2 separate regions of the Mus musculus genome follow, and region 1 is linked to region 2. Evidence: chromatin loops called from intact Hi-C (ENCODE). Cell type or tissue: left cerebral cortex. All regions are shown on one strand. Links, peaks and the distances in the headings refer to the core of each region. The heading gives the core; the rest is flanking DNA.

The links. A loop is a pair of places that touch in the nucleus more often than their neighbours do. Peaks named below come from ENCODE experiments on the same cell type or tissue, not always from the same donor. Only the 100,000 strongest peaks of a DNase experiment are listed, where the experiment ranks them.
Region 1: a loop joins it to region 2, with 3 times the contacts of the local background. A loop is called at or near these places in 2 of 42 quality-filtered maps.

The regions. Positions count from the first base shown.
Region 1 is chr7:131,849,071-131,864,967 of GRCm38, forward strand. No RefSeq gene overlaps it. Among named protein-coding and RNA genes, the nearest start is that of Gm34645, 29 kb to the left of the region's middle. In left cerebral cortex, for the core only: no CTCF peak of the experiment used is centred there; DNase peaks (open chromatin) are centred at 6,775, 8,091, 8,350 and 8,994; H3K27ac peaks cover 2,120 bases.
Region 2 is chr7:131,766,326-131,782,222 of GRCm38, forward strand. No RefSeq gene overlaps it. Among named protein-coding and RNA genes, the nearest start is that of Gm34645, 54 kb to the right of the region's middle. In left cerebral cortex, for the core only: no CTCF peak of the experiment used is centred there; DNase peaks (open chromatin) are centred at 9,176, 9,812 and 10,234; H3K27ac peaks cover 186 bases.

The DNA.
Region 1 (15,897 bases), core at 2,994-10,993, 81 kb after region 2:
TTCTGACCCTTCATCTTCAGCCATACCACCCCACCCATTGTCCTTCAGCCTTCTCTGAAGACCTGTGCAGAATTTTTCAGTTTCTTCTCTGGGTTACCCCAGGTGAACATGCTCATTTCTGACTCCTGTCTAGCCCTCAGTATCCCTCTCTGTTATGTACTAGTCTTCTCTGGTTGGTCATCTGAGGTTGAACACAGATGACCTGCCCTACTTCTCACAAGTGCCTTGTTAGCACTCACCACATGCATGCATGCATGTGCAGGTGACAACTTAACACTCCCATGTGATCTCTTCATGCTTTCATAGCCTGACTCATTCAGGGCCAAACATCTGCTGGACATCTTTGAGGAGCAGAGCCCAGTGAATTGACTCCCACCAAAGATACAAACAAACGGCCTTTAGTCTTATTCTGCAACCACCTTAAGCTAAGACTTTGAGGAAAGCCTTCTTCTAGGGCCTAGCACACAAAGCACCTTGTCTCAGAGAGATAGTGATAAGGTGCCTACCCAAGGTGAGTGCTCTCTAGAGGTTGGCTACAAAACAAGGCTGGGTATAGAGTCAGCTGAACTAAAACAGACTGGTCATTCTCTGTCCCCACCTCTGCTTCCACTCTGTAAAGGGAAGAGACTGCACTTGGACTTGGCCATCAACACCATCCCTAGCCACTGTGGTTGTGCTCTTGGCCAGGAAGTATTTAAAGTCAAGTTTCTTGAAGAATTCAGGTGCCTTGTGTAAAACTCTTAGCTGTATCCATCACCTGGAAGACTTGGTCATCATCATGAGCAGAGAAAGGACCACAGCACTAAAGCACAGTGTTTGGATGCTGAAGTTGGTGAGCTCTTTGGTAGGGGTTCCATTTGCTGGATTCCATCCACTGGAGTTCCCCAGCACTGGCGAACAAAAGCAGAATCAACCCTCCCTCCATAGGACTCAGGGGATTTTGCCTTTCACTGGAGGCAAAGCTGATGCATGTGGCTAAGCAGACACAGGTAACCAAGATGACATTTGAAAGGGGAGAAAGAATGCACTCGCTCAGGACAACAGTGGGTCTCTGGTTCAGATCTTTATCCAGGAACAAATGCATGCCTTCCCCCTAAAGTTCTGCCTTGCTGCCTTCTTTTCAGAGAGAGCTTAAGGATGCTAAGCATGGCCAGGGTTGAATATTTCCCTTTGTTGGATCATTCTTGAGTCTACACACTTTAACGTGTTCCTGTTATATTTCAAAGCATAAACATGATCGCTCTTCAGGGGGCACTGAATAAGACCAAAGACAAGCGTGTTGTCTATTATCCCACCCTCCGCTTCAGAAATGTTCTCATCAGAGCTCCCTGGGTGTCACTTACTAAATCCTGCATGGCAAACCATAAACGCCTTTATTTTATAACAGAAGTGACTGCTAAGTGGACGCAAATTGATTCTGGAGAGGACGCTAAGTGATAATCCGCCCCCAGTTTCCCAGGAAAGAAAATATACCTATTCGAGGGAATTTTCAACTTGGGTTTGAACTTGCTGATGCCTTTTTAGAGTCCAAGTGGAGACTATGGGGCTTTTGTGTGGCTGTCAGATGTCTTTGCTTAATGTGGAGGGAGGAATGATAAATATGTAGAATGCTTTGATGTTAAGACCCCACGGGCCTCCGATGGGGCTGAGTAGAAGGCAGTTGACACTGTGGTTTTCATCCCTCTGTGGGGATCGAGCAGATGCTTGAAAATAAATGGCACCTGTGGAGAAAGTGCCTTGTCTCTGATTATGTCACTGAAGCCTGTGTTCCCCATGCAGACTCAAGGGCATTTGGGCTCAGAGCTCCTCCTGGCAGGGAACCGAAGGCAGGCAGGGGATGAAAGGCAGGGACTGGCTTTGTTGTGTGCTGTCTGCCAGGGAATCTGCAGGTGAGCCCAGGCATCAGTGACCAAAGGATTCATGGCACATGGGGCTAATCTGCAGGCAGGGATATAAAAGGAAAAGGTACTCTAGGGATGACGGATAAATGGATACCTCCACACGGCTGGGCTGTTTTCCCTATGGGGCCTCTGCATCACCAGTTATAGATGAAGAGTTGGAATGGGAGAGCTCTGAGAGGCTATTACTTGGAGATGGTTATGAGCTGACCATAATGCCCCTTCTGTTGGAGGTGGAACCCTTTGGGACCCTTTGGAGGACCTGTCTCTGGTGGTGCTCTCAAGGTCAACCTCTCCTCTTGGTGTGATTGGTTAGGGTCAAGGTAGTAGGGGTGGCAGAGCATTTCAGAAATGTCTGAAAAGCCTACATCACCAATATGCTTAAGTAGGAACTGTGAAGGACCCAGGCACTTTTTTTTTACCTTCATAGACCTTTCTTACATATGTGTGTGTGTGCACACAAGCGCACGAGCACATATATATGTATGTGTATATACACACATATCCATAATGCTGGCTAGATTTCTTTCACATTCATGGTTCATTGATTCATATATTAATTTTTTCTTCCTAATTTTAAGAAGAATATAAATGAAAAAGGAAATATTATCACAGACCATTAAGATGGTTTGGGGGCTAGAGAGAAGGCTCAATTAATAAAGTGATTGCCACATCACCATAAAGAGTCAAGTTCAGACCCTCAGTTCCCATGCACAAAGCCAGGCACAGAACCCTGGTGCTTGCTGGGCAGTCAGAACAGCCTTGTGGCATTGGTATGCTTTAGTTTCATTGGGGGACTCTGTTTCAAGAAATAAGGTGGGAAGAAATAAAATAAGATATTAATATCAGCTTCTGGTCCCCACATTTGCATCTGCATGTGTATGTGCGCACACATGCATACATCAGGCAGCATACTCACAAATATACACATATATACTAGGCTTCACACATAAACACATGTATATGTGTGGAGCCCCGTGCCTCACGAATATGTGTGTTTTACTCACTGATTCCATAGGAAGCTACCAGCCATCAGAGAGAGGCAACCTTTGGGATGGCATTCCAATGACCAAATCCTATCTAGTACTAGCCAGAGGGACCAAAGAGAATGGGAACGTGGCTGACTTTTATCACATGAACATGACTGGGGAGGTATATGGAGGCTGTCCTAATCTCAGTGACCTAGGCCTGTGCAGTCTACTACAACAGGACAGTTGTGAGCTTTGTGGTCAGAAATTTCTAGGCTCTCATTTTGTAAACCTCCTTCCTAGTTGAATGGCTTTGTTGGCTTGGCCACCACTTGTCAATCTGTAAAACCGAGTCTATGCCTTTTGAGGCACTTGATAAATGGGAGCTATGTTGGAATGTCACACATAAGATGACAACGGGATTCCTATTTTTTCAGGAAGTGTCAATATTCATCACTTCCATGAGCTACATAAACGCATTCGAGTGTGGCAGACCATACGGCCCAATTGCAACTCCAGGAATTATGGACCTGATAACTGTCTCTCTGGTCCTGATAGCAAAGATAAGACAAAGGGTATTTTTGCTTTCCTGTTTCCACGAGATTTCTCAGGCAAATCAACTGGAAATGACTGTAGGGGAGTAGAAGCTCTAGAGTCCTTGACCAAATTCTTTCTGTTAGCTCCCTGCAAGCCAACCTTCTGTGCCAGGCCGATCTCAGCCCTAAGACTCAGTGTGCTGCTCAGCCCTGAATCAAACTAACTAGGGCTTCTGAAAGCTCCTGTAATTTTGTGTGGAAACAATGCCTTAAATTAATATTTTCTTTAGTTCAAAAGGCTGCCTTGCCCTTGGCTGAGTGCTCTTGCTACAGGGGACCAGGGAGTGACCCCTGGCCAGGGGGTTTGCAATGTGGGGACAAAAGCCCACCCCCATACATCAATAACAAAAAAATATCTCACCCAGAGGCATTAGTCCATCAAAAATGTTCTACAACAGTTGAGTACAAAAATCAATTCTGAAGGGCAGTATATCACAGACCATAAATTATATGTGTCCAGTTGAGAGAGTGAGAGGGAACGAGCAGAGGGGAGACACGAGTTCCTACTGAAATACCCAGTGGAGCGCCCACCCTAACAGTGGGGGTGGGGCTCGGTCCACGGCCCTCTGCATGCCCTGTGAGAAGTAAAGTCACGAGATAGGGAACGGAAGTGTCAAGTTAGGGCTCTTGACTGACTGATAGTTTTCCCTACCACTGAAAGAACCCCTTCCCTCATGGAGGCATAGATAATGACTATTCTCTTCTTATAAGATCCGGACAGACTAAGGTATGATCCCACCAAAGCTTAACATGGAGAATCACTAAGATTTCAGGGCTTCCTTACAGAGCATGGGCAAAAGGGTGCCTATAGAAGTATGGGTGGCCCCAAGGTTTTTGTTCTCTAGGGTGGACGACAGCTCTCCTATAGTCATATAGATAGAGTCCTCTTTTAATTAACTATCCCCCCCACCCCAGTCTATACATTGTCACCTCCCAAGACCCTGATGCCACATGCAATTAGGGGAAAATTGCATGCTAATGTCTAGGAAGAGCAGCTAGAATCTCAGGTAAGGGCCCAATGGCCCTCCCCACTCTTTCTTCTTACAAAGGAATGTCAACAGCCAACAAACCAGACTATGATAGACTTTTACAAACAGATGCAATGAATCTAGTGAAGGTGGAGTTTGGAGTTTGCTTTGCTCACAAGTTAGTGCTGTACAACACCCACCCTGAAAGCCCTGCACCTATCCTGGTCTTCAGATCCTCCTCATCCTGGCCAGCCTTTGGCTTTTACCTTGCTTCTAGATGGACACCAAGGAAGGCCACTGACTGACTACTACTCCCAGTCCCAGATGTTCCTCATCAGGACCCAGATTCTGATTACCATACATTCCAGCAGCACACATGATGAATGATCACAAGTGGCTTCTCATGGGGAACTACCACAATGTCCTTAGCATATGACCCAAACTCAACCTGATTTTGGGGACTCATGGGGATCCTCTTTCCCACCATAATGCTTTCTAAGCATTGGAAACATGATTTGCTGGCCCATTCCATGAGAGGTACTCTGCTCAGATTTCTGAATCCAACCTAGCAGGGTACCACAAATAACAACTCAGCCCTTAAAAGATGCCATGCCTTTGAGGTCTGGTTCTGCCAGCCTCCTACCATTACACATCCTGCCTTTGGACTAGCTTCTTCAGTCAGTGTGTCTACCACAGCCCCACTTGATGGTGCTGAATCTGGTGGAGAAGACGTCAACTCTATAAGGCAGAGCATGTACCTGCATCAAACTTTTACCCATCCCCGTGAGGGGGTCACAGGTTAATGCCCAGGCAGGGTTAGGGTAGCCTGAGTTTTTCTGTTGCTCCCCTTTCTCAGGGAAGAAAATTTGGGGACAGCATTAGCCTATTTCCAACTAAGGGCTAGGGAATACCATCTACAGCTGCCAGCATCTAACCTTCATGAGGGCGTAGAGATTTCCCGCTTCCCCTAAGTGATCACTCCTCTCTTGCTCAAGGCTGATGATGTGTTTTCCAGAGCCCCGTGATCAGTTGAATGCAACAGAACCTGCTTGCTAGAATGTGGGCTCTCTTGTGTTAATTTCTAACCTACATGACTGGGTAGGGACTCTTTGCTTTATTTAGGATTGAAGGAGGAAATTAGAGGTATGGACGAAGGCTATCATGTACCCTGCTTATAGAGAAGCTGTCACAGGTCCTTAACCTTGTCCAACTCTCATTCTAACTTGTCCAAGACCAGCACATTTTCCTCTCTCTCTCAGGGTCTCAGCCGATCCAAGAGCTTGGCTTCCTCCTTGTCTTTTCCAATAATGTCACTCTTTGCTGTAGATGTCCCCTAGAGCCTACCCTAGTTTATGTAACTGTAGCTAGACAGTGTAAAAAGAGTCATCAGGGCCCAGGTTGGTGCTAGACACTGGTACCCTGCAGAGGGTGAGACCCACCTTTGTCCCTAGGAGGTTGAGTTTAGCAGAGTGGCCACATGCTCTGTGTAGCTTTCCTGTGTGACAAGCTTGTCTCTCATTTGAATCCACATTTACTTGTTAGGTCAATATTTACTAAGTACCATTACATGCTGGGCTAGTTTTCAAGGATGACGCAGTAAGTGAGCTCCAGGTTAACTCAACTGCTTTCCAGGGAGCCTATGCCCTTCCCTTCCTCCCCAAAGATCATGTGCTCACACTCCGTCAGATGAGCATCTTCTACACCCAGTAAGCCAACATCCCTCCAGACCACATATGACAGTGGTAGTTAATCCTGACATATGACAGTGGTAGTTAATCCTGATTGCCAATTTGACAAATCTAGAATCACCTAAAAGACAAACTTCTGAGAGTATCTTAAGCGACTTTCTAGGCTGCTTTGCCTGAGTTGGGAAGACCTATCTTATGTGTGGACGGTATCTTTCCACAGCCTGGGGTCCTGGACCAAAATAGAGGAGAGAAAGTAAGTGACTGTGATCTCAAACCATGACCCAAATTAACCCCTCCTTCCTGCAGTTATTTCTGACAGCTATTTTGTCATAGCAATTAGAAAGGCAACTAATACGTAGACTGCCCCCTTTTCACCTCTTTGGACCCTCCCCAAAACTTCCTTGCTTGGAAAACTTCAAAAAATTCTTCCCTCCAAACACCTTCCTGTATACTCTCTGGGATACCCTGAGAGAAGCATGCTCTTGAAGGTATACAGGCTCAAACACTGCCATGTTGCTTAGTTATAAGCTCTCCTCCCCTGCAGTGCGTAGGCCATGTCTTGAGCTATCTTTGTTTTCCAATAGTCAGCTCAGTGCCCTGTACACAGGACTCCTATTCACACTTTACTGTTGGATTGAATATTCTCCTGTGCACCCAGAACTATGTCTTCCCACCTCCTCTGCTCTGATATAAATGTGCAAATTTAGTATGTAAATGAAGCAGTGATTTATTTTGAGAGAGATGGGGGGCGGGAAAGGAAAAGAGAGAGAGGGAGAAGAAGAGGGAGAGAGGGAGAGAGAGAATGAATCTGTGTATTCAAGGGATATGTGTAAAGAAGGAGGTTGGAAAAGAAAGAGAAAAAATTCTGGGTCCACTCTGGGATCAGGGATGGAGGTGGTGGAGATCTCTTTCTTCCAGGCTGGGCTGGTTAGCTTTTATTAAGTTGACACAAACTGGAATGACCTGGGAATAGAGAACCCAAATGAAGAATTGCATCCATCAGATTGGTCCATGGCAAATCTGTAAGGAACTAATGTGTGAGTGGAGTCATCCCTGGGCAGGTTGTTTGGGGAAAGAAGGTTGAGTGAGCCATGGAGAGCAAGCCAGGAAGCAGCACTCCCCACGGCCTCTGCAACAGCTCCTGCCTTCAGGTTCCTGCCTCCCTCCAGGTTCCTGCCTCCCTCCAGGTTCCTGCCTCCCTCCAGGTTCCTGCTTCCCTCCAGGTTCCTGCCTCAGTTTCCTTCACTGAGAGACTGTGATCAGGACATGTAAGGCAAATAAAATAACCCCTTTCCTCTCAAGTTGCTTTGGTCATGATATTTATTACAGCAACAGAAAGAAACCTAAGGACACAGGCTTTGGGTGTCCGAGGACCTCGACCCTGCAGACACAGAGGCTTTCAGACTCTGTGGACTTTTTACCTGCTGAAGAACCAAAGCCACCCAGAGAGTATTGGTCTTCCTCCCCCAACCCCCTCTCTTCTGTCAGAAATTTAGAGCTTCTTTGAACTTCTTTGCCCTTTCTTGGTACATGGTCCCGGCATCTTCTAGAACCCTTCCCAAAGCTCTGAGTGTCTAGGCTTAGGAGACCTTGAAAACTCTTAATTGATTAAATGAACGAGTGAGTGATTAAGGAATAAAATTAAGCTGAAACAGTTGACAAAGGAAAATTATGGCTATGTCAGGTAATCATAGAGGAAGATTAATGTTCTCACATCTATGGAGCCCCCAGTACTTCAGAAATGACTCAAGCCACTGAAAGTCACTAAAGCTCTCATTTGAATGGCTATGAGGTCTAAATTTGTAAGTATCTCCCATAAGCACAAAGTCAAATCCCTTCATCCATTTATTGAACTTCTGTGTACTGAGGACCTGCCAGGACCAGGCATTCTTTGTCCTTGTAGGACACACCAGTGATCAAAGCACACAGATCCCTTCCAGGGCTCTGTTCCAGATGGAGCAAGCAGACAAAAGCAATAAATATAACACATCTCGCAAAGCTCACAAAAAGGAGAGTTGATAAGTGGAAGTGAGAAAGTATAGCAAAGTCGGGGGCCTAGGGGTCTACATGCTGTAATGCAGGCATTGTGGGTAGAGCAGACCACATTGGAAAGTGATAAAAGACTTTTAAGAAATAGCACATTTTATTCTTTGAAAGTGTCACACATTTATAGAAATCATATCCAGTTACCACTATCTCCCTCCAGCTCCCCTTAGTGACTCCACCCCATCTTCCTTTCAATTTCCTTTGAATTATTACTCATCACCCTCTGAGTTCAGTTATACTGACCATAAGCACATGGATGTGGGCCATCCCCGGGCCATCCCCAGGGTGTGAGCATCCTGTCATGGCTATATTTATCTACACAGGGCAGTGACTCTTCCTTTCTCAGCAGCCATCAATTGACAAAAGCTCCTCCTCTGATGCCCCGCCCCACCCATGCTGGACTCTTACCTGGCTTATCCTTGTGCGGGTCTTGTGCAGCTTAACACTGATGAACAGTTTCCAAAGGGAGCACAAGTAGCTAGAGACCCCACTGGTGCATCATGGATGCCAAGTGCATCGTGGATGCCAAGTCAGTGTGCAGGCTCCACATTTCCCATGACATGTCACCATCCCTTGACACACATCACCCCATCACTACTTTCCTCATTACGTCACCACCCTTACCACATTTCTTATGTTTCTATATCTCAGGAAGCGTCCTTTCCTTCCTTCTCTTGTGTTCCTTCTGAGTATCTAGTGGTAGAGGGAGGTCTGGAGGGGATGAGTTCACGGCTCTCACTGTCACATGCAATACTGTCCTGTGGATTACTTTGGGAGGACTTCCTGTCTAAAAGACAAATGCTGCCTCTGAGTGGGGAAATTTCCAAGAACCGTGGGGAGTCTGAGATTTTATCCTACTCACGCATTAACAAGTTGGTCTGTTACAGTTTTGAAGATGCTGGGAGAAGACATGAGAAGAAAAGATAGTTTATTACTTAGAGCAAAACAGTGACCAGGGTATCCAGGTTGGCACAGGCTCTCCCAGCCATAATTCCTCCAGGGTAGTAGAATGTGGGCTGAATCGACCTGTGGAGATGAGGGGAGAAAGAAAAGTGGGTACCTCAGGAGCCTCTAGTTTTTATCATGGGCTACAGGATCACCTGACCTTTGCCCTGAGATTGGCACCTTTCTCCAATTGTACCATCACACCAGTCAGTGGAGAAACTTACTTGTGGAGCCTAAATAAAGCACTTTGGTTCTTCTAAGGCTAACTGCAGCACAAACAGTGAAGAGTCTGAAACAAAGACAGTTGGGGACCCCTGCTTGTAAGACACAGAAACATGAGGACACTAAAGATAATTCTCCCACAGGAGACAGAAGAGAATTAGGAATGGAGGATTACCAGTGATGTTCATTATTTGTCTGCTCTTCCTTCGTCTTATCTGACTACTGGGATGGCTGAGCACCCAGGCTGCTACTTAGGGACTTCCAGGCTTCTGTCTCATCTGGGAAGATGTGCAGTTGTAGGCCTGGCTGTGGCGTTGGGTTTCCACTCCCAGTGTTTTCACTTGGGGAAATTTGCACAGCCTATTTCCTTATTCCTGAAACAGGACTAGTGATGGCATTTATTTTAGGATGTTCTTGGGAGAATCGAATTATGTCTCAATAATGCTTAGCTTAATGGCTAAACACACAAAGGCTCTGTCCACGATGCAGATGGTGGCACTGGCTATAGGCCATGCTTCTCTTATTGTCCATCCTGGTGCCTGTTGTAACATACTCAATAAACTGGTGTTCTTCTCCCTTGCAAAATAGCAATATAATTATGATTTTATACAGAGGAAAGCATAAATCATAAGAAACCAGCTGAAGACTGACAACTCAGACAGGTAAACTGTAACCTGACAGTTTTATGCCAAAGGTAGGAGATAGGTTGTTCATGCGCACATTTCATGATTCCTTTGGGCCTTTCTCTGGTTCTAAATGTTAATGGTTCTGAATTTTGTTTACATGTTAAAAAAAAAAAACAGTGACCATTAAAAACCAAATTAAAGGTTCTTGTTGTTTCTAGAAAAGTCTTTAAAACCTCACAATGGAATCCAGGGCATTTGCTCATTCTTATATACTGCATTGATAATATGGCTGCAGAACACTACATATGTCCCACACATCCCAGAACAAACATATTTTCATAAACTGTGTAGTCCAGAAGGCCTAAGAAGATAGAGATCTCATGTGTGTGAAGAGTAAAACAGCTCAAAATCTAAGTATCTCCTGTGTATATGTTTTGTGTCAGGTGGGGCAGAGAGCTGACCCAGCATCACATGTGACATGGTCTATAGGATCTCCATTCATGAAAGAGAGGTTGGAGGGAAGAAGAGGAGGAAGAGACAGAGAGGGAGAAAAAGAAGGAGAGGGAGAGGGAGAGGGAGAGGGAGAGGGAGAGGGAGAGGGAGAGGGAGAGGGAGAGGGAGAGGGAGAGGGAGAGGGAGAGGGAGAGGGAGAGGGAGAGGGAGAGGGAGAGTCATAAGTAGATGGTCTTAGTGTGTTTTCAGTTGCTACCACCAAGTACCTGGAACTGAGTAACTTATAAAGAATAGATGCTTATTTGGCTCATAGTTCTAGGCAATGGAACTTACAACAGTCTACTAGTCTCTGCTTAGTATCTGCAGAGGGTTTCCTTGCTGCATCATAGCATGGTGGAGGAAATCACAGTTAGACAATAAGGCTATGATGGGAGCCTGGCTTTCTCAGTCTTATCTAATCCCAGTTCTCACCCAAGGGTCTCAGTTGTACATGCAATTAGGATATGAACTTGAGAATCAAGTTTCTAAGTTTTTCCACCCTCAGCAGAGAACCTGGGTGGAATTCTGAAGAGGGGAGAAACATGCCATAACCTTGGAGAGTGGGGTAGACTAGAAGGAACATAAAGGAATTGGGTTTGACAGGCTCTCTGGAATCCAGGTCTGAGCGTATGTACCTCTATTACTTTGGACAGATTTTTGAAATCTTAACTTCTCTAGGGATTTTCCTCTCACTGAAAAATATGTTAAAGGTGCCCTTCCAGACCATATAAGGACTGATGTCTAGAATGGCTCAAATGCTTAGCAAGCTAGAGAATCAAGGAATGACATTCAAGAAAACCACAGTCTGGCATCTTAGATGGGGTCTCCAGGAAGCAGACTCCCTGAAAGAATTTACCACAGGTGCTGGGGGGAGGGAAAGTAGGGGCACCAGATGAGTTCTTGGGTAGGGCTGGGCTAAATGAGAAGCTGGGCTGGGGTGTTCTCTAAAGATAGGTGGCCTTCAGCACTGTTCTCAATTGAGGTAAGTGGTCTGGATCTTGTGTCACCTCATCAGTTCTGGCTTGGAGAGGACTCTGTATCAGCAAGTCCCCTTGGCAGAGGGTATGCCCTTCTTCTGAGGCACTTCCCAGAGCAGGGAAACTGTGAATTGTATCCGTTACATTTCTATTCCTGTAATAAGCACCAGGAGCAAGGTGACTTATCAAAGGAAAGGTTTATTTTGGATTGCCATTCCAGAGGGATCAGAGTCCATCACATCAGAGTTGGAGAAGCGAGGTGGGGCAGTGAGACATCAGGCATCAGACATCTCAGTGGTCTGAGCAGCAGCCAAAAGCTCATATCTCCAACCATAAGCAGGAAACAGAGAGCAAACACCAAAGGGCGTGAGGAGGTTAAAACCTCCCACTGACATATTTCCCCCAGGAAGGTCTCAACTCCCAAACAGCCACTCCTCTGGGAACTAAGTGTTCAAAGCCCCGACTCTAGAGGACATCTCGGTCACCCATGGCCAGCACCTTGACGTTGAGGGGATCTGGGTGGTTCACTACCGTGCTCATCCTAGAACATGGAGCCAGTGCTGTCATTTCTTTTGAGGCCTGGGCCAGACCGGCTCAGCCATCACTTCTAGAGCCTGTGAGGTTGGTTTGCCTCTATTCTGTATTCTGAGAATCTGCTAGGGGCTGGAGCTCCTGGACACACAACCACCTTCCTCCTAGCTAGTTCTGCTTTTACCTGTATCCTTCCCCATTTTGTGAGAGCAGTGGTGGTGTGTCAGATGGCCAAGGACTTCCAACAGAGAGCAATGGAACCCATAAACCCCAAGAAATGGCATTAGCTCAAGCAGCAGGCCCTGTTGGCAGGGATGGGGACTATTGGCCTCACCTAGTGGTTAAATCAGAGGCCTGCAGTTTAGCAGTGTTTGGGACCAGCCTGAGCTGGGCTGAACTCCACAAGACCCTGTATTAGAACTTGGGGGCAGTTCACTGGTTCCCTCTGAGTACACACCCTTCTTGTTATTCTCTCTCCAGCTGACATGCAGAAATTTAAACTCCTTCCTCCTCTTGATTCACAGGGCTTCCAGGCTCCGATATGGCCTGCTCACATAGGTCACCTTCAAGGACACAAAAGAACGTTTGGCGCCGGCATAATTAAACAGAGTTCCCAGTCTTCCTGAAGTTGTGCTGCTGTGCTTGGTCCCACTGATCAAAGGAGCAAGGAGAACTTTCTAGGAACAAAAGTGAGGCTCTTGTTAGCCATAACTCAGTGGGTGCCAGAGCTGGAAGGGTTCTAGGCTTCCACTCAGCCCAAACTAGGATGTCTGCATCATTTCTCTTTTCCAGAAACACTGAATATGTGATATGTGACAGAGGTGGACTTGTCAATCAAAGGCTGTTCTAACTGAAATAATGCTAGGAGTTGCTCATAAGGGACTAAATTCAAGAGCTCTTTGCTGAAATACTTTGGAAGGTTAATGATACCTCCAAAATAAAGACATCTTTCCACTAGAACCTCACCGATACTCTGACCCAGACCTGTGACTGTGACACTAGAGGAGGGGATAGACATTGTCCTCTTTTACTGGCTATTGTACAGTCTGGGCTCTTGAAAAGGAGCTTGGAGTGCATGCATGTGCACACACACCGTATGCATATAGAAACATATGTTTATATATGTACATATGTGTATATGTATATATGTGCATGCATGTCAAGCCTGGCCCTGAGCTTCCTTTGTAACTGAACTCCTGATTCTCCTGCTTTCATTTCCCATCAGGGCTAAGATTACAGGCATGCTAACATGTCCAGTTTATGCAGTGCTGAAGGTCAATCCTAGTACCCTTTTACATGTTAGGCAAGCGCTCTATCAATGGGGCCACATCCCCAGCCCTGCAGTGTACTTACTTAGCTTCAGATGCTCCTTGCACGACATCAAATTTGGGAATAAATTAGATATCTTATAACAGGAAATGTATCAAGTGAATCGCTATCAATAAATTCACTACAATATGCAGCCATGAAAATGATATTGCAGAAGTATATTCCACAGAGGTAAAATGTCTACATTTTACCAAGCCACAAGCATGCACCTGGTCTAGACAGATTTCTCACATCACCTTGAGATCAATAGTGAGGACCACTCTCTTTATTCCTTTGTTCCTTCCATATTTTGTAATATCTGCATACAGATATATATCTTGTCTAATGGAGAAAAGGGGATCTCAAAGAACATGCAGAGGTGGAGGAGGCCTCCTGCCTGTTGAAGATGGCTCTTGACCCAAGGGTCAGCCAGCTTTCAGAACTCAGGCTCTGCTTCTCAGCACCTGCCCTGGTTCCTGGGATCCACACTCATCTTTGTAGGTGGGAGAAACAGCGTGGCACAACGACGCAGATCAATCTATGCCTCCAGCATGAATGAATGCCAGACTGCGTCCCTGGACTTCTCTGAAACTCTCCTCGGTGGTCCCCACACTTGGGACCCACAGGAGCACTGGTGACTCTTCCCTAGAGCCTTGCAGGAGGGTGTCATAGTGGCTTTGTGACCTCAAGCAATGCTCCTCGGTTAAGTTGCTGCCCCCTGGGGTCTGAGTTAAGACCCATGTTCTCTGCTGGGTTCCCAGCAGCTCCGATACTCATGAGGTTCTAGGCACCGGGTGCAGTGGATAGCTGGGTGTCCTTCTGAAGGCACACGTGTACCTTTGCGCTAGGGTATGGAGCAGGGCAGGTGCCAGCGAGGCTGGGGAAGGCGATGACAGTGTTGGCTATCTGCAGATCTTGCTGTGGCTAAGGTTGCCTGGTTTGCAATTAGATGAAAAGTCTGGAGGCTGCGAGGTCATTTCCCTCAGCAAGTTATCATTTGGGCAGGATCAGAGGCTCGGCAGGCTCTGAGCTCTGCCTCTCTGTGTACCTGCCCACGCCTCTCTCTCTCTCTCTCTCTCTCTCTCTCTCTCTCTCTCTCTCTCTCTCTCTCTCTCCCTCTCCCTCTCCCTCTCCCTCTCCCTCTCTCTCTCTCTCTCTCTCTCTCTCTCTCTCTCTCTCTCTCTCTCTGTGTGTGTGTGTGTGTGTGTACCTGCCTGATTCCCCCTCTCCATGTACCCACCTGCTCCTCTCTCTCTGTGCCCCCTTTTCTTGCCTCCCAGACCTGGCACTTGTGCACAGACACACTGACTGCCTTCCTTCTTGGTAGAACCACATCCAAATCACCCCATGGTTACTGAGCAAGCTGTTAGTGCTATGCTCTGGTCTTTCCCTAAAGTCATTTTACCTGTGCCATAGAACCAGGACCTTTTACCCACCTCCCAACTGCATGTCACAGTTTGTAATTATTCATTTCTCTGAATGATTATTGGCCACTTTTTTTCCCCAACTAGGTATAAAAGCAGGCTTTTAAAAGTGAAATTGCAATTTATGTTTTCATGTCTATGTGTGTGCATCCCACAGAGCACTTGTAGAGATCAGGGGACCACTCGCAGGAGCTGGTTCTCTGCTTTCATCATGTGGGTCTCTGAGATTATCAGGCTTGGCTGTGAGCACCTTTCCCACTGAGCTATCTCACCAACTCAAGAGCAAGCTTTGTCCTACCTGTCTCTCCATCACCTAACATTGATTGGTATGAGGAGGCTCTTGGTAGCAAGATGAGTGACTGGATAGTAGGTATGATTGACATGTGGCTGCCATTGGCAACTTCTAACCTGAAGACTGTCACTGACTCTCATCTTGGGTGTGTGATCCTCTGCAAAGACACACAGTTATTCTGAAATGCTGCTCCCATCTCTCCAAGGTGGATGCCACCAGCACATTTAACCTGGGATAGCAGTGAATTAAATGAGATGAGAGCGCGCACCAGGAACAGAGTTGCTATTGTTCGATCCTTCCAGCCTCTGCCAGCTGCCGCTGGAGGTCACTTTCGTTATGAAATCTCTCTATGCCCTTGTCGATCTCTGCCTCTCCTGGGTCATTTTCAGTTGTCCTCTCCTGTGAGTGTCTCTAGGCCTGGCAGGGAGAGAGGAAGGACACTGGAACCTCTTGCTCTTAGGTCAGCTCTTCAGCTGTGGTCGGAGTGGTTACCTAGTTTAGAGGTTAGCTTGGTACCTTGGAGAAATGTGCATTGAAAAAGATCAATGCCAGCCAGTAGCCCCACAGAGAGGAGCTATTCACAGCAACTAGAATGGCTTAAGAATTGTGCTATTGGAGTGGCCTCTACTATCTTGGGGTCTAGGCTCCCTATGAGATGAGCTTTGCATCTTGAGATGTTCAAGGTTTCAATGTGGCATTTTCATGGGGAAGCCAATCCTTAAGTAAATGAGACTGTGGAGATGGGGCATGGGGACATGGGGACATGGGGACATGGGGACATGGGGATGGGTTTCTTGGGACCATTAACAACCTGGTTGCTTAATGGCTTGCAATTGATACCTGGGCATTAGCAGGGTTCTGGACCTGCCCTGTGATCTCATAGCTAAGTGACTTGCAGTGGGGCTTCTGACCCCAG
Region 2 (15,897 bases), core at 4,866-12,865:
GTTCTTATGGAAGATTCCCTCCAGGAGGAATCAAACAACAAAACCAAAAGGCTGTTAGATTAGGGACAAATAGGCCTCCGCTGCCACCTTTGTCTGCTAAGTGAGATCTGAAGTGGTTTGAGTGGGGAGAAAAATCAGATTTTCTTAGCTTGGAATGCAGGCAAAAGGTCCTAAAAATACAACGTTTTTCAAAAGGTAGCAAGTTCAAATTGGGCTTAAAGATAAAATGTCAGGGGCAAACTCTAAGATAAGGCAAACTCTAAAATGGAGGTGACCTCTAAGATGGAGAGGAACTTTCTCTAAGGCTGAGATGGTCTCAGAGATGGAGACAGCTGGTGAGGGTTCAGATTAGAGTAGAGCCCCTGGAACCTCTAGAAAGATGGTAGTGGGGTCAGATATAGAAGTGGCTTCTCATTATCCTCGCCTCTCCCCAGGAGTGGAGACCATCAAAGTGAGTTTTCATGATCCAATGTCTTAAACCTGCTTAGGTGCCTCCCGAAGGCCCTCATGCATTGTAAGACTGTTGAGAGTCAAAAGAATTGTAGTTATTATCTAAATCCACTCTGCTTTAGTAGCTGGGGCTAGGCATACAGCAGTGTAAGACTGAGTGCCCCGTTGGCAGGATCAGTGTTTGTCTGTGTTCTCTATCCTTGATAACTAACAGAGATCTTACTGTGTAATAGGCATGTAGTAGCATGATCAGAACTGAGTGCCTGTAGGTCACTGGTCAGATGCATTCAGAGATAAACTTGTGAGCAGGATAAGATTCCACCAGCTTTGGCTCATCCCATCTTGTGCATTCCTTCCTGTCTCTGCTCGCCCTGCTGGATTGAACGAGGCGTCTAAAGGCCAGTGAACGGGTATCTAACCCTGTGCCTAAGTGAGCCCACTCCCTAATGAGTAATGCTGCAGAGATGCTGATGTGGATCCTCCCTCAGGGTTGATGAGCTTCCCTGTGACTCAGAGAAGCATCCTGTATCTACCTTCCTCTTCTGGTAACTCATGGCTACGGGTCCAAAGCCTACATCCCTGCAAACATTCCCTATCTTAGCTAAGAAGAGCTCCTGACTTTCAAAGTCAAGTAGGTCAGACCAAGTCAGAGTTGACAGCAGGCTGATGTGTCACTGGCCACCACTGTCCCTGCCATCAAATCACCTAGAATCATGGCAGCCTTGTGTTCGCCATGGCAACAGGACAGCGCCTGGCTTCGGTAGTTCCATTATCTTGTGTTGCCTTTCTAAAAGTAGATATTTCCATGCCACCTTTTTCTTAGCTTCCTAATGACATGTTAATTTTTTTTGGTCTATCTGAGGCTTGCTTCTCTTGCATTTGAAAATCAGATTATTTGTAAGGAAATGGTGTGGATTCCAAATTGTATGGGATACAAATGGCTTGGGCACTGACTGATTTTAAATTCAGTGTCTAAGTGAGTTTTTACACTATATATGAACAGTGTTGTTCATACATGTGATCTCAACACTCAAGAGGTAGGAATGGATGCAAATTAAAGATCAACCTGACTTATATAGTGAATTGCATTTTCTATAGGGCCTGCACAGTGAGACCCTGTCTCAAAAAATGAAAACAAAGCAAAACAACAAAACCAATCAGATCTGAGGGCACAGCTCAGTGGTAGGATGCTTGCCTAGTATGTGCCTGGTCCCACATTTGATCCTCAGCACTGCAATAATAAATCTTCACCCTCCTCTCCCCTCTCCCTTTTCTCTCCCCCACCCCCAATTTCCTGATGTGAGTCCTCAACTCCAATCTACTGGGCTGTGTGTATGTGTGCAAGGTGAGGGGGGAGAGAGCAACTCCTCAACAACTTCCCTAACAAGGCCAATGCTCCCTGTCCCTCATGAGATGGGTGGCATGCCCCAGTTCTGGCAAAAGATAGAGCTGATGACATTAACTTGCTCTGTATCCCATCTCAGCCTCTCAGCCTCCCAGCCTCTCGCCCTCTCCACCCTCTCCATCCCAGGATTTCTGTTATCTTTACCCTCTCCAGCCTTCTCCAGCCTCTCTGCACTCTCCACCTCCTCCAGAATCTCCATACTCTCCAGCCTTTCTATACTCTCCAGCTTCTCCATACTCTCCAGCCTCTCCCACTCTCCAGCCTCTCCACCCTCTCCAGCCTCTCTACTCTCTTCAGCCTCTCCACCCTCTCTGCCTCTCCAGCTTCTCCAGCTTCTTCACATCCTCCGGCCTCTCCACCTCCTCCAGCCTCTCTACTCCCCATTGTAACGCCCCACACCATCCCTTGATGGAGGAGGGATGATTGTTCAGGGCGCCCTCCAGACACTGTTGGCCATCAGTTTCCTCCCTGTATGGCTGGGCTAAAGGATCTGTCGTTCCAAATCAGGATGGTAACCCGCCTTCCTCTATGATGAGCTGTGTCAGGAAGCTAGAGAGAATGAGTTTTTATAAAGCATCCAGTATTACACACCCTGTCTGGGCTATTAGCTGGACCTTAAATGGTTCGTAAATTTGATGGCTTGCAAGTGATAGTGGGGACAATGAGGTAAATCATGGTGGTGGGGAAGGCGGGAGCTCCCTCTAGTATCAAATAATTTTAATGGCTTTCCGTAGACACAAAAAGGCACCCTAAGGAGCACAGGGCTCAGCAGGAGCCACACACGGAGGAGGATGGGCACCCCAGGGCTTTGGTCCAGGCTTGTGAATATACTGCCAAATACCCAGTTTTCTCAGACATTGGGAAATCAAGGGCACCTGCACTCTAACAAGCCAGGGAATCTTTGTCCCTAGATCAAGAGTTATCAGCCAGGAGACACTGAGTCCCAGATAAACTCAGCCTCAGGAAGGAGAAGGAAAAGAGGAGGGACCCACAGCTTCTATTAGTCCAGGCTAGCAGTGCTATTTTACAGTTGAAGAAATCAAGGCTCTTTGCTGTTAACTTATTGTAGTTTGAATGCATATTCCCAAAGTCACATGCTGGCAACTTGATTTCTAATGGTGGAGAGAGGTGGGTCCTTACCCTCACAAGTGCATGAAGCTTGTTCCTGTGAGAAAGGCTTTAATATCACAAGAGTTAGCTTGTTTTGACTCTTTTGGCATGCTCTTATGAGCATGCCCCCTTGTATCCTACTTGTCTGATTACATGATACAGCAAAAAGATGCTGGTTTCTAGACCAGGTACTTAGTCTCCAGAATAGTAAGAAACAAACCTTTCTTCTTTTTACATTTCCAAGTCTGTGACATTTTATGGTCATTGTTGCAATTGCCTTTTACTGTGGCAACTTTTTTGAGGGGCAACAGACCTCAAGCACAGGTGTCTATATGACAGGTGGTCAGATCTGCCTGCTATGAGCTAGGAGTTGTGCTTTACATTAAGTGACATGTAAATACCTGATCCCATCTTATGACTAGAACATTCTCTGTGTGACCCCTGAAGGACAAGGGGCTGAGTTCTGACTTGGACAGGAGTTAGAACTCAAGATGTGTGAAGGATACTGGTCATGGTTTATTCTAAAGAACAGAATCAGAGACAGAGAGGAGGCAGTGAGCTAGAGCAATGGAGGGAGCTGCAGGGAGCAGGAAGAGACCTTGGCAAGATGAGGTTTTTCAGGAGGAGAAGGGCACAGGAGAGGAGTATCAGGGATGCTGGGATGACAGAAACTGAGAGTCAAGATAGGTGGGGTCAGCTCTGAGTGACCAAGCCAAACCTGAGATGTCCCAAGTGACTTTTTGTTCCAGGGGGTATGTGTGCTTGCATGTTGTGCCATGATTGTCCACAGCCAGGCACGTCTTTGTCTATGTCTCTTAAGGCTACCTGATAGCATCTGTTCCTTGACATTTAAAGAGCTAAGCCAACATAAGATACCAGGATTGGCAAGGCAGTGGGGAGAGTAGGGCCCCTGTGAATTGCTGGTGGGAAAGCAAAATAAAGCAGTATGGAGATTCTTTAAAAAGGTAAAAATAGAATTGTCATACGATCCAGCAATCCACTTTATAAAAGCAACTGAAAGTAGGGTCTTGAAGATACATTAATACCCCAATGCTGACTGCAGCCAGATGTAGAAACAACACAGATGTCCACAACTATGTATGGATAAAGATCATGTAGCATATAACCTAAAGGAGTACTATTCAGCCTTGAAGAAGAACAAAGCTTTGTAAAACATGACAAAAAAAAAATGACTCTTGGCTACTCCTCTAAGCCAAGGAAGGCAGTAATAGAAGTAACACACTGTAGGAGGGGATCCAGAGCTTAGGAAACCTCTTAGCTTCCTTACCCTGGGACAAGCATCTAAAAACAGTCAGGAAAGGATAATTTATTTTACACATGGTTTGGGAGGGTATGCCTGAATTAACCGGCTTTCTCTTTTCTTTTTATTCTCTTAGGTCCCCAGAGAAGAGCTTGGAGAAAAGCACATTTAGGGTGGGCCTTTATCCCTCAGATAATCAACTCAGGAAGCATCTCACAGAAGCAGCCAGAAGTACGCTTTATTAATCTGCTAGGGGTTTCTCATTCTAACAACAGGAATCACTTAACTATATGGCGGAATGGTGGTGACCAGATCCTGGAGTCTGTAAGGCATGGGAAATTCCTAATTGGTGGGCCTGAAGGTTCCGTCATGGAGATGAGGAAGGACAAAATCAGTCACGCAGCTCTGTGCAAACAGTTAACAGTCGTACATGGTACGCTCAAAAATCAGAGAAGGGACTGGAGAGATGGCTGAGTGAGTGAGAGCATGCGCTGCTCTTGCAAAGCACCTAGACTTTAGTTCCCAGATGCCACGTCAAGTAGCTCACACATGCCTATAACTCCAGCCCCTGGGGATTCAGTTTCTCTTCTGGTCATCATGTATACCTGCACTCACAGGCACATACCTACACATAGACACATACATGTTTTTTTTTTAATTAGGTATTTTCCTCGTTTACATTTTCAATGCTATCCCAAAGGTCCCCCATACCCTCCCACCCAATCCCCTACCCACCCCTACCCCTTTTTGGCCCTGGCGTTCCCCTGTACTGGGGCATATAAAGTTTGCAAGTCCAATGGGCCTCTCTTTGCAGTGATGCAAAAGAAAAAAATTTAAAATTCTAGAGAGTGACTTCTAGCTTAAATTGTTTATTGTAGTAAAACACAGTTAACTTTTTAAAAAAAGTTCTACACCAGCAAAGGCACATAGGAAGTCGTGGTTCAACAGTGCCATCGGCAGAGGCTGCTGGGCGAAAGAAAAGTCTCTTAACCCCCTAGCCATCTTGCCAGTGTGATGGTTCTTAACCTACCCTAGTACAATTTTACATCTGGAAAGTGTGGCCTTTGAGTGGTTTCCAGGAAGACTCAGCCATAAAACCAATCCCCTCTTCTGTTTAATTAACCACAATCAACGGTAATTCACACAGGTTTTGAAATGAAATTCAAACAACATAAAGTGAGTCTGAAAACTCCAGGGGCGTATCAGTTCCTCTGTAACGACCCACAGCCACCTCTCTTCCTAGGTCTAAAACATTTTCCTCACCTCTAAATACAATACCATATCCGTTGTATTAATTATATATTTCCTTTTGCTGAAACCAAAGCAGCTTAGGAAAGGAAGTGGGAATAAAGTTCACCACTGGGGAGGTTTTAGTAACAGGGACTTGACGCAGCCAGTCACAGTGAATTGTATTCAAGATGCACAGAGATGAATGTAGGACCTAATGTGCCCATGGGATGGTACCCATCACATTCAGGGTGGGGTTTCAGCTTTCAGGTAAACCCTTCTGGAGACTTCCTCAAAGATATCCCCCAGAGGTGTGTTTCCATGGTGACCCTAAATCCAGTCAAGTTGACAATGAAGATGAATCATCACATCCATCAAACCAGAACTTTCCATTTTTTTTTCCTTTCCCAAAGAATCTGGTACCTCCACCCCGCTACAATCTGGTTGAAATCTCTATAGATTTGCCAATCTTTGATATGACAAAAGTGAAATTATACAACATCCAGCCATTGTGTCTGGCTTCTTTGGCTCAACACAGTGTTTTCAAGATTTACCCACCTGTGTCAAGACTGTGTTATTTTTATTGGGTACAAGATAGCCCCTTACATGAGTCTACCACATTTTCTAAACCTCGCTCTGAGTGATCATTTGGGTTATTTTTGCCTCTTGTCTCTCCTGAATAGCTGCTGTGCACACATCTTTTTATGTTGTTTAGTACCCCCAAGACAAGTCCAATGCTATTCACCGAGGACATGCCAACTTGACCTGACAACCTCCTGTGCAGAGCTCACATACAAACAGTACTGCACCCCCACTGATAAGTGTTTAAATTCCAACATGCCAGGAGGGAGTCTCTGTTGGCCTCTCTCAAACTCACCTCTTAACAACCCACTCAGAGGTTGCTTAAGAAATTATTTGGTAACTGAACTGATAACTTTCAAGACCTAAATATCTATTGTCCTTTTTCGCTGAGCAGAGTGCCCGGAAGTCCTCTGCTGCTCTTAGCTCTGCCGGGGAAGAGGTAAGTAACTTTCCTTCCTTTCTGCCGCACAAAGCATGGGCAGGAGAGAGAAACTGTCCACTGGGAATCGCAAATAGAAAAGAGAGAAATGGTCTTAGGAAAAAAGCACTGATAGCTATTTAACCTCCCCAAAGTGCAGATTGAACTAAGCATCCCTGGTCCTGAGAGATGGGATGCCATTGTTCCCGGAATCTGGAGGCTGGTTCCTTTCTGCAGCTGTATACACACGGGGCCAGACTCCTTCTGCGCGTTCTGCACAGAGCCTTCGTTACATTCCTGTCACCTGCGTGGCCTTATTTCTCTCAGAGGTGTCAGCTCTCTTAATTCTTCCTCTTTTCAAACAGATCCAAATGATATCCCCCACTGAAGTAAAATATATATATATATATATATATATATATTAGCATTTCATAAAACTGGAATTGTCAGGGCTACTTTCCCAGGTTTTTTTTTTTTTTTTGAATAACAGCAAGCATTTTCTACACATCTCAATCCGTTAATGTCTCAGGATAATTTTTTTTTTCAGGGAGCAGGATGCTCCAACTCCAGACCCACCTCACCTGCTATTCTTTCTGCCACACTGGCCACAGGAAATTGATTTGTAAAGGGAACAGGAGACTTCTTTATTAGGGACACAATACATCGAGTGTGTTTATGCATGGGTTAAAGCAGTGGCCTGGGCAGCAGACTGTGTTTGTTTCCTGCTGGGTCCAGGTAGGAAACAGAGCAGTCCCTGAGTCACTGGCATCAGCCTTGAACAGAAAGAATAGACTGCTGTCTTCCCAGGCAGAGTAAGGCACATTCGCAAATGAGAATCTCCATGGCCGAAAGCAGGTTGTCTAAGCAGGTATTTTACAGAGTGTAATTTCACACAGCATTAAAAAAAAGAAGGAGAAAGAGAGGAGAGAAGTGAAATCTTGCCAGCTCCCCTCTACTAGAGGCCATTTGAAAGAACTCAGAAAGCTCAAGGATGCCCTGAAAGGCTTCAGAAAACATACCAGCATCAGCAAGCATGGGGTAGATGGGGACTTCATGGGAAATTCTAAGTTCTCTAGACTTCTCAGGATGCCATGTGTCCCTCACAGAAACCTCTGTAGTGGTGGCCTACGTCCAGCTTCTCCATACACTCTGATTGAGAGCTAACCTTCTTCCAGATTGTGTGTTTGTGCAGGGAGAGCCGAGGTGGTGAGGGGTCTTCCTCAATCGCTCTCTACCTTACCCCTGCCTCCTTTCCTTGTGTGTGAGGCTTGTACATGAATGTGGGGGTTTTGTGCATCATGTAGATGCCAGAGAGTGGTGTTGGTTGTCTTCTTCTCTCACTGAGGGGAAGACTCAGTTTTCTGCTAGGCTAGCTGGCTGGCAAGCTCCTCGTGTCTGCTGTGTGCTCACCATTGCTGGGGTTAGAGGCAGGCATAGCTTTTTAGGTGGGTGCTAGGCATTCAGATTCAGGATCTTATATGCTCACACTTGGGTGTAGTCTCCCCTCCCCCAGCCTGAAACCTGCTTGCTCAGGGGTGGAGCTTCCTGCTCATTCGTTCTGCCACGCCCACTGCTGGAACCTGCGGAGCCACACACGTGCACCTTTCTACTGGACCAGAGATTATTCGGCGGGAATCGGGTCCCCTCCCCCTTCCTTCATAACTAGTGTCGCAACAATAAAATTTGAGCCTTGATCAGAGTAACTGTCTTGGCTACATTCTTTTCTCTCGCCACCTAGCCCCTCTTCTCTTCCAGGTTTCCAAAATGCCTTTCCAGGCTAAAACCCAGGTTGTGGTCTGCTGGCCAGACACAACAATTGGCGAACCAACGCGAGACTGAAAAACGACACAACACTTGGGCAAGGGCTTTACTCACTGAGCCATCTCCCCAGCTCCTGCTGCAAGATTTTAGGACATGGCTTGCAAGTTAGTAGACATTTAATTTTTATTCAGCCCCATGCAAGTGAGAAGGATGAGGCGCTATGGGCCTCGGGCTGCTCTTTGTAATTTGTTGGATCTCTGCGTGAGAGTAAGGCAGGGGACTAGAATAGATAACCTGTGAAGACCTGTTGTTAGATGGAGATTTGCTGAATTGAGCTACAGTGGTTCACTCATCCAGGGATCTTGGATCTTGTAGGGTACCCTACCTTGGGAAGATAAGGACAGCCCCTAACAGCAGAGATGAAAAAATAATGCGGAAAAGGGCCAGAATCGGGCCATTCTATGAATGAAGAATGAAAGACAGGGATGAAGCAAGTGTCCCAACATGGCTGAATCTTTTCATTCACAGAGGGACCTGGCATGAGATCAGCACCCAGAACACAAGGTGAATCCCAGCTCTCCCGACCAGATGTCTTCTCACTGGCTCCAGAAGACAAATGTGACCAGAGAGCCATAAATATCCCAAGCAGGGAGAAGATGGGCAGGGCGAAGTCATTAGCAGTGACAAAGAGTCCCGCAGCAGATGAGCATCACTTGCCTCAAAAATGATCGCCAGGGTTAAGGCTGACAACGGGCGAGCAAGAGGACTGGGGAGAGTGTGGTGAGAGGCGGGGATGGGGGAGAACTGAGCTTGGAGAGGATCCGGCTGAGGTGGCAGAGGTGGCAGAGGTGGATGCGGGCAGCTCTCCTCCCTACACCCAGCCTTTCTGCCCTGCTCTTCTGTTGGCATGGATTCCTTTAGGTGCCCAAGGGAGAACGTCTGGGTGCTGCAAAGCAAGCCAGCTGTGGGACTGGCTGAGTTTCTGCATCCCAGAACAGACTGATTGGGCACCCTAACTTGAGAAACACTGTCTCAATTAGCTGCTTTTATTATCACATAATGCGGCGTTTTATTATACAGCTCCACTGACGAACCACAGCAAGCAGTTTCGGCTCAGCAAACAGCATTCGGCATGCGTGGGCTCCTCTTCCATCTCTCTCCTCTGCTGTCATAAAAATACAGGAGAGGGGGAAACCTTCCGTTTATCATCAGGTCAAAAGCCTTTCCTGCCATTTGCTTAGAAAGGAAAAGAAAAAGGAGGAAATTAAGACAGTGCAGGGCATTGTTTAACTTACCTAAACGTGGACGTACCAACCAGTATATGTTTCTGAAAATTGAAAATAAAATTATGGAGAAAATGCTTTATTTGATTCTCTGTTTATGGGAAATTCATTTTATTTGACTTTTTTATTTGTAATATCAACTACGGAGCAGAGCAGTTTCCAAGGTGTTCCCGTATGGTCTTATTCCTCTAAATTATTAATGCCTCGCTGTTGATATATTGTCAGCCTAGTGCATACATGCTATGAAAATGAGTTTTACAGTAGGTTGGAATTTATAACAAAGCTTGACATACGCAGCTAATTCACCTACATAGTCCTGTCAGTTTTAGGTTCATAAATAATTGATACTCAGGGCTTGAAGTTCAGCTACTGTTAGTCCTTCAGCTGTTAAATTCCAGCAGTATAATGGATGAATATTTGTTTATAATTTCTGTACATGGTCCGGATGTCAGCTCCCTCGCTTCATTTGCATACGTAGATTGAGATGTTGGCGGTGTAATGAGCGTATGAAGATGACGAATTGTTTGCCGGGTGCCGGTGCGGTTCTGTAAATGTTTGATTAGTTCTGAATGGATTACTGTTAGATTATCTGGTTCAGAGGTTAACGTGAACAGCTCTTTGCTCCCAGAGCTTTTGTGATCCCTTGCTGACAGATTTTAAAATTCATACCGCGAGATTGGAGCTGCAAAAGCGAGGGGGTGTTCTCGGCAACAGATGTTTGGTAATTAAGCATACGGTTTCCCTGTTTGGGAGGGCTGGAGGAATTTCAACCTGCCATGATGTGTTCAGTTAAAGAAACTAGAGCTCTTAAAGTATTCTTACTTAGTGCTCAGCTGTGAGTGCCTTAACTTTCTGGTGGAAGCAAGGAGGAGGGAGCACCTAGAAGGATCTGGGGAGGAGGGAGACTATTGGTGCCACGTGAGGGCAGCCCATGAGTAGTCCCACTGTGGAAACCAGAACATCTTGCTGGATACCAACTGATGATGGTAAAGACTCCCAGGAGGTAGGAGGCCCTCCGATGATAGACCCCTAGAAGGTGGAGCCTCCAGAAGATAAAGTCCCTGAAATAGGGTTAGGGTCCCTAAAGGACAGGGCTCTCAGATGACCATGGAAGATATGATCTTCAAAAAATACTGTGCCCAGAAGACAGGGTTCCCCAAAAGAAGGGCCTTCTGGAGGCCTTCAAGGGAAATAGGCTTTTACAACATGGGACAAAACAACATTCTATAGTCTCGTTGCTAACACAGGCTAGTAAGCAGTTGATATGAGAAATCAAGACTCTGAGGAGACTCCTTTACATACAGTACCACAAACATTTGTGCTTGTGTGCATGCATGTATCCACATGTGTATATGTGTACACACATGTATACACATGAATGCATGTGAGAGGAAGGCAGAATGACAGCCATGAATCTGCTCCCGCTGTCTTCCTCCAAGTGCCTGGAGGAGAGGAAGGAGGAGGAGGAAAAAGAGGAAGAGGAGGAGGAAAAAGAGGAAGAGGAGGAGAAGGAGGAGGAAGAGAAGGAGGAGGAAAAAGAGGAGGAGGAAGAGAAGGAGGAAGAGGAAGAGGAGGAGGAGAAAGAAGGAGGAGGAGGAAAAGAAGGAGGAGGAGGAAGAAGAGGAGGAGGAAGAGGAGGAGGAAGAAAAGGAGGAGGAGGAGGAAGAGAATGAGCCTGGAGCCTGGAGCCTGGAGCCTGGAGCCTGGAGCCTGGAGCCTGGAGCCTGGAGCCTGGAGCCTGGGTTGGACCCTCTTGCTAGCCAGCATCAGAGTTCTATGTGGAGGCTGTACAATCTGCCTGCCTATCACCACTGAGCATGCCTGACTCGGCTCCTCTAGCCTGCAAACCAACTCAGACCTCTACCCTTGGATGATCACCTCCTCCCCTCTCCCCCAGCTCCTACTCAGAAAATAGCAGCAAAGGGTCTTACTGAAAAGACTCGGTGCTTGCAGCTAAACAGAGCTGAGTTCCAGCGCTCTCTTGAACTATATTTTTCCAGTCCTGCATCCAGTTCCTTAGCTTGTCTGGCAATCATGTTAGTGATTATATGGGTAATGAAACACGTGCTCTTTTTGTCTGAGCTTCTGATTAATCTGCCTTCTCTTTAGCCTTGATTTATGGCGCTCAACTCTGGAGGTGAATGCCGGCCCATCAGCTCCGTAGCTTATTACAGACGCAGGGGCTGCTAAATGCCTTGGAGGCTTGAATTGTTTCTTGACAGCCAGGCTTCTTGCTACATTCCCTCCAATCTGTTTTGGTTCCTGGTGTGACCTTTCATACAGTAAAATACATTAGTTGAATAGCACAGTCTCATTAAAAGAGTGAATTAACCGAAGAGTCTTTTTAACTAAATGACAGCCGAAGGACTCAGTGCTAATAGCCATGAGCAGTTGGAAACTTAACTCATGAATCAGCCCTGTTAATACTGCCTCATGCCTGAAGCACTGAGGGTACCGCGCTCTCTGCCGGCTCTCGTAAGAAGAAAAGCTCATTACTTTCCTCCTGATGGGAGAGAAAGAGTGAGCGAGCAATAATAAAGCTTGAATTTTTCAATACTGTTAAAAATGGGGCTGACAGATTGCCGACAATAGGAGCAACGGGCCCAGACTGCGTCCGGAGCTGCTGGATTAGCAATACCATATATCATAGGATCTAATTAAATCAACCCGGAGAATGAAATTAGTTTTCTGTGAGTGAAATGGCCTCTGAAAGAGCTCTATTAAATGAACTGGAGAGCATTAATTAAATAATTCACAGTGAGGGATTTTGCATTTATACAAAAATTGTGCACTTAATTGTCCGTGCTGTATTACAGATCTGGCCTTATGTTAACAATGTGTCGAAAGTACACTTACGGAGCATATCAGGAACGGTTTAACGCAAACGCAGCTTGCAAAGTTTTATGGTTGGGCCGAGGAACCTGGAGGAACATCTCCATGAGCACCTGGATGCAATATGTGGCCTGGGAAAATTCGTTCCGTTCAGGAAAGTTGGTCTCCGAAGCCCCTCGAAGGGTCTCTGGCATGTATTGTGAGTCACCAGACGTGACCCCGCTGCTTGGGTTTATGACCTCTTGGGGTGTCCTGGCTTGACCTCTGAGGTCTTGGTTCATTTGGAACTTAGCAGCTATCTGGTCCATTTGGGTATCTGTAGGTATTCGTCTGGGAGAATCAATTTCCTTTTTTATTTTTTTCCCCTCCTGAATGTATTAGCCAGTTATATGAACTCACTCATGTAAACCCAAGCATATTGGATGCACTGAAGGAAAAAGTGAATTTAGATACAATATGTCAGAGAAATCAGACACCATCCTTCTTAGCATCCTGGATCTCTGGGTTGAAAGAGACCATAAAAGTCAATTCATTCAAATCTTCCCCTTCAAGGGGAATGCCTGAATCGCCTCTGTGATATCCCTTGAGTACAGACTGAGCATCTGCTCAGGCTCCAGGAAGACCTCTCTCTCATCAGGCAGTTCTGATCCAGAGCAGCATGGGGTACAGAGGCCAGGGCCCAGGCCTTGCAGAGGACTCTAGGCTTTAAAAGCCAGCTCCCCTGTTTACTTGTTTGACTTTGATTGAGGACTAAGTTTCCTTGTGTGATGGTTTCTTCTTCATCACCTGAATGAGGATAAGAACACCCAGATAAAAGGTAGCTTTGCTAGGAGGGCTGAGTGAGTTACTCTGTGGGGCTGATGAGGAAGCTCAGCTATGGGATAGAGCTCTCTCTCCCTCTCTCTCTCTCTCTCTCTCTCTCTCTCTCTCTCTCTCTCTCTCTCTCTCTCTCTCTCTGTGTGTGTGTGTGTGCATACATGTACTTACACACAGTACTTAGAACAATGTTTGGCACACACTTGCTAAATGGCATATTTTAAAAATTATTCAGCCTTTCCCTTCTCATTCTGAGTTTGGTGGTTTTGGATCAATACCAGCTTGATTTTTACAAATCTAATTTTAGAAACTCACCCCGTTTTTCCTTTGTCTTCTTATTCATTAAAATGTAGTGGATGGATGAAGATCAACTCTTTTGAATTGTTCTATGTTTTGGAGTTTTCAAAATTTCACTTGTCTACCTACTTTGAAGCCCATGCTCACATGTGTCAGAGCCCGTGGGGTCTGGAGCTATGGTGACAGGACAGACAAAAGTCTAAAAAGCCCTTAAAATCATGAAAATCTTAAAGTGCACCCCAAAGGAAAGATATTCTTGTAAAGTGAACAGAGAAGGAGATCTACTGAGCTCATAGCTAAGCTGGTTGAATGCCTATGTTGCATGCACAAAATCCTGCATTCCACACCCAGCACTGTATGTCTCCTACACATTACTGATGTATGTCTGTCAATCCAGAAGTCAGGACAGGGAGACAGGAGGATCAGAAATTCAAGGCCATTGTCGGCTACATATGCAGCTCAACACTAGCCTGGACTACATCAGACCCTGTCTTGAAAGGAAAGGAAGAGAAAGAAAAGTAGATCTAGTTGTTTTAGAGAAATCCAGGCCTACTCCCACCCTTCCCCACAACCCTGATATAAAATAGCATCGTAGCGGCTGGAGAGATGGCTCAGCAGTTACAAACACTCGGTCCAGTTCCCTCAATGCCTGTAATTCTCTTTCTAGGGAGTCCAATACCCTCTTCTGACCTCTATGGACCCTGCATACACATGGTGCATACACACACACACACACACACACACACACACACACACACACACACACATATATATATATGCAGGCAAACATTTATACACAAAATGTAAAAATCAAGAAAATATTAAAAAATTCAGTAGCATAGGATTTCCGTATAACTATACTCACTTCACATACGTCTAAACTCCTCTCTAGATTGGTCTAGCTAACACTAATGCAGTGTGAAGCTGTGTAAACAGTCATCACACCATATTGCTGCTCAGAGTCAGAGCAGATGAAACTTTTTCTGAATATTTCCTTACCAGTTTGGTTGAATTTATGGTTGTGGACACCAAAGATAAATAGTGTTGAGTCATTTAAATATTAGAAATAAGAATATCGTTTCATGGAGATCTAAATGAACTTTGTAACTCACTCCCTTTGAGGATCATGCTTAGCAGCTAGGACTTACCGCTCCTAAGCTGTTCATACAGGTAGTTCATGAACTGCTGCTTTCATTTTTCAGAACTGGTAGTCATGGGTAGTTTCAGGTAGATCAAGCTAGCTCAAGACAGCGCCAGTGGCATGCTAAAAATATACACACCATCATATCAGCTTCCTGTCTGCTTTGTAAAATTATAAATCACAATCCATATTTCTAGAAGGCTTTCTTTAATAATCCTATTTTTATTGCATGTATTCCTCAAATTGCCAAGGGTAAAGTGTTATCTTGAAAATAATCTTAACCAGAAGATACAGCTCAGCAGCTAAGGCAGATACTGCTCTTCCAGAGGCCCAAGTTCAGTTCCCAGCACCCATGTCAACAGCTAACAACTGTGGGTAACTCCAGCTCCATCGAATCTGATGCTCTCTTCTGGTCGTCATGGGCACCAAACTCATGCGCACACCTCCATAGTTAAAATGAACAGAAGAACCATAGCCTTGTCTTTTATTAAAATAAAAGACTTTTCAATAGGCCAGTACCCTTCCGTATAGTCCAGTTTCCGGATTACAAGCACTGACATTTTGAGCCCCTGCGTGTTCATAGGTTCTGAAGAACATACATGGGATCATTAGGCCAATCATCTGTCTTCTCTTGCTTCGCAGGCCAAAGGGGAAAGCAAACCAAAGGCCACTGAGAAGAACCTTGATCAGGTGGGAGTTGAACGCAAAAAGAGAGATCGTAAGAAACTTTGGGGAGCTTACAGAGTCAAAGAGGGGCTGCATTAGGAGACATCTCCACAGGCAGCAGTATGGGGCCCTTTATCACCACCCTATGAGACCGGCAGATGAAGATTATGTTACCATGCTGATGGGCTGAGCTGCTGAGTTCTGCCACTGGGCTACTGCCATCCTTGGCCTTTATTGGGGTTATAACATCAAACACATATCGTGTGCAAGCTTGCAAGAGAAGTCAACTACAGCTATTGATTCCCAGACCCATCTAGCAATTCCTGAATGCTCACCTTGTGCCCAGGGTGTGCCGTGGTACAGGAGGCACCAGAATCTGCAGACTGAAGCATTGTATGACATAGTAGAGCACTAAGTCACACACTGTCGGCTCATGGTTTCCAATCTTGAGATGAGTACATGTTGAGGAGAGGAACTAAAGAAAAATGACAGCAACAGCCAGTAGTGACTGAATTCCCACATGCCCCAGGCAAGCACTTTCCAGTCCTCTTTCTTGTTCTTTTAATGTGCCTTGTGTTCAGAGGAGCAAAATAGCCTTTCGACTTGAGAGGGTAGGAGTGATAGCTAAAGACATAGAAATCTGTTGAT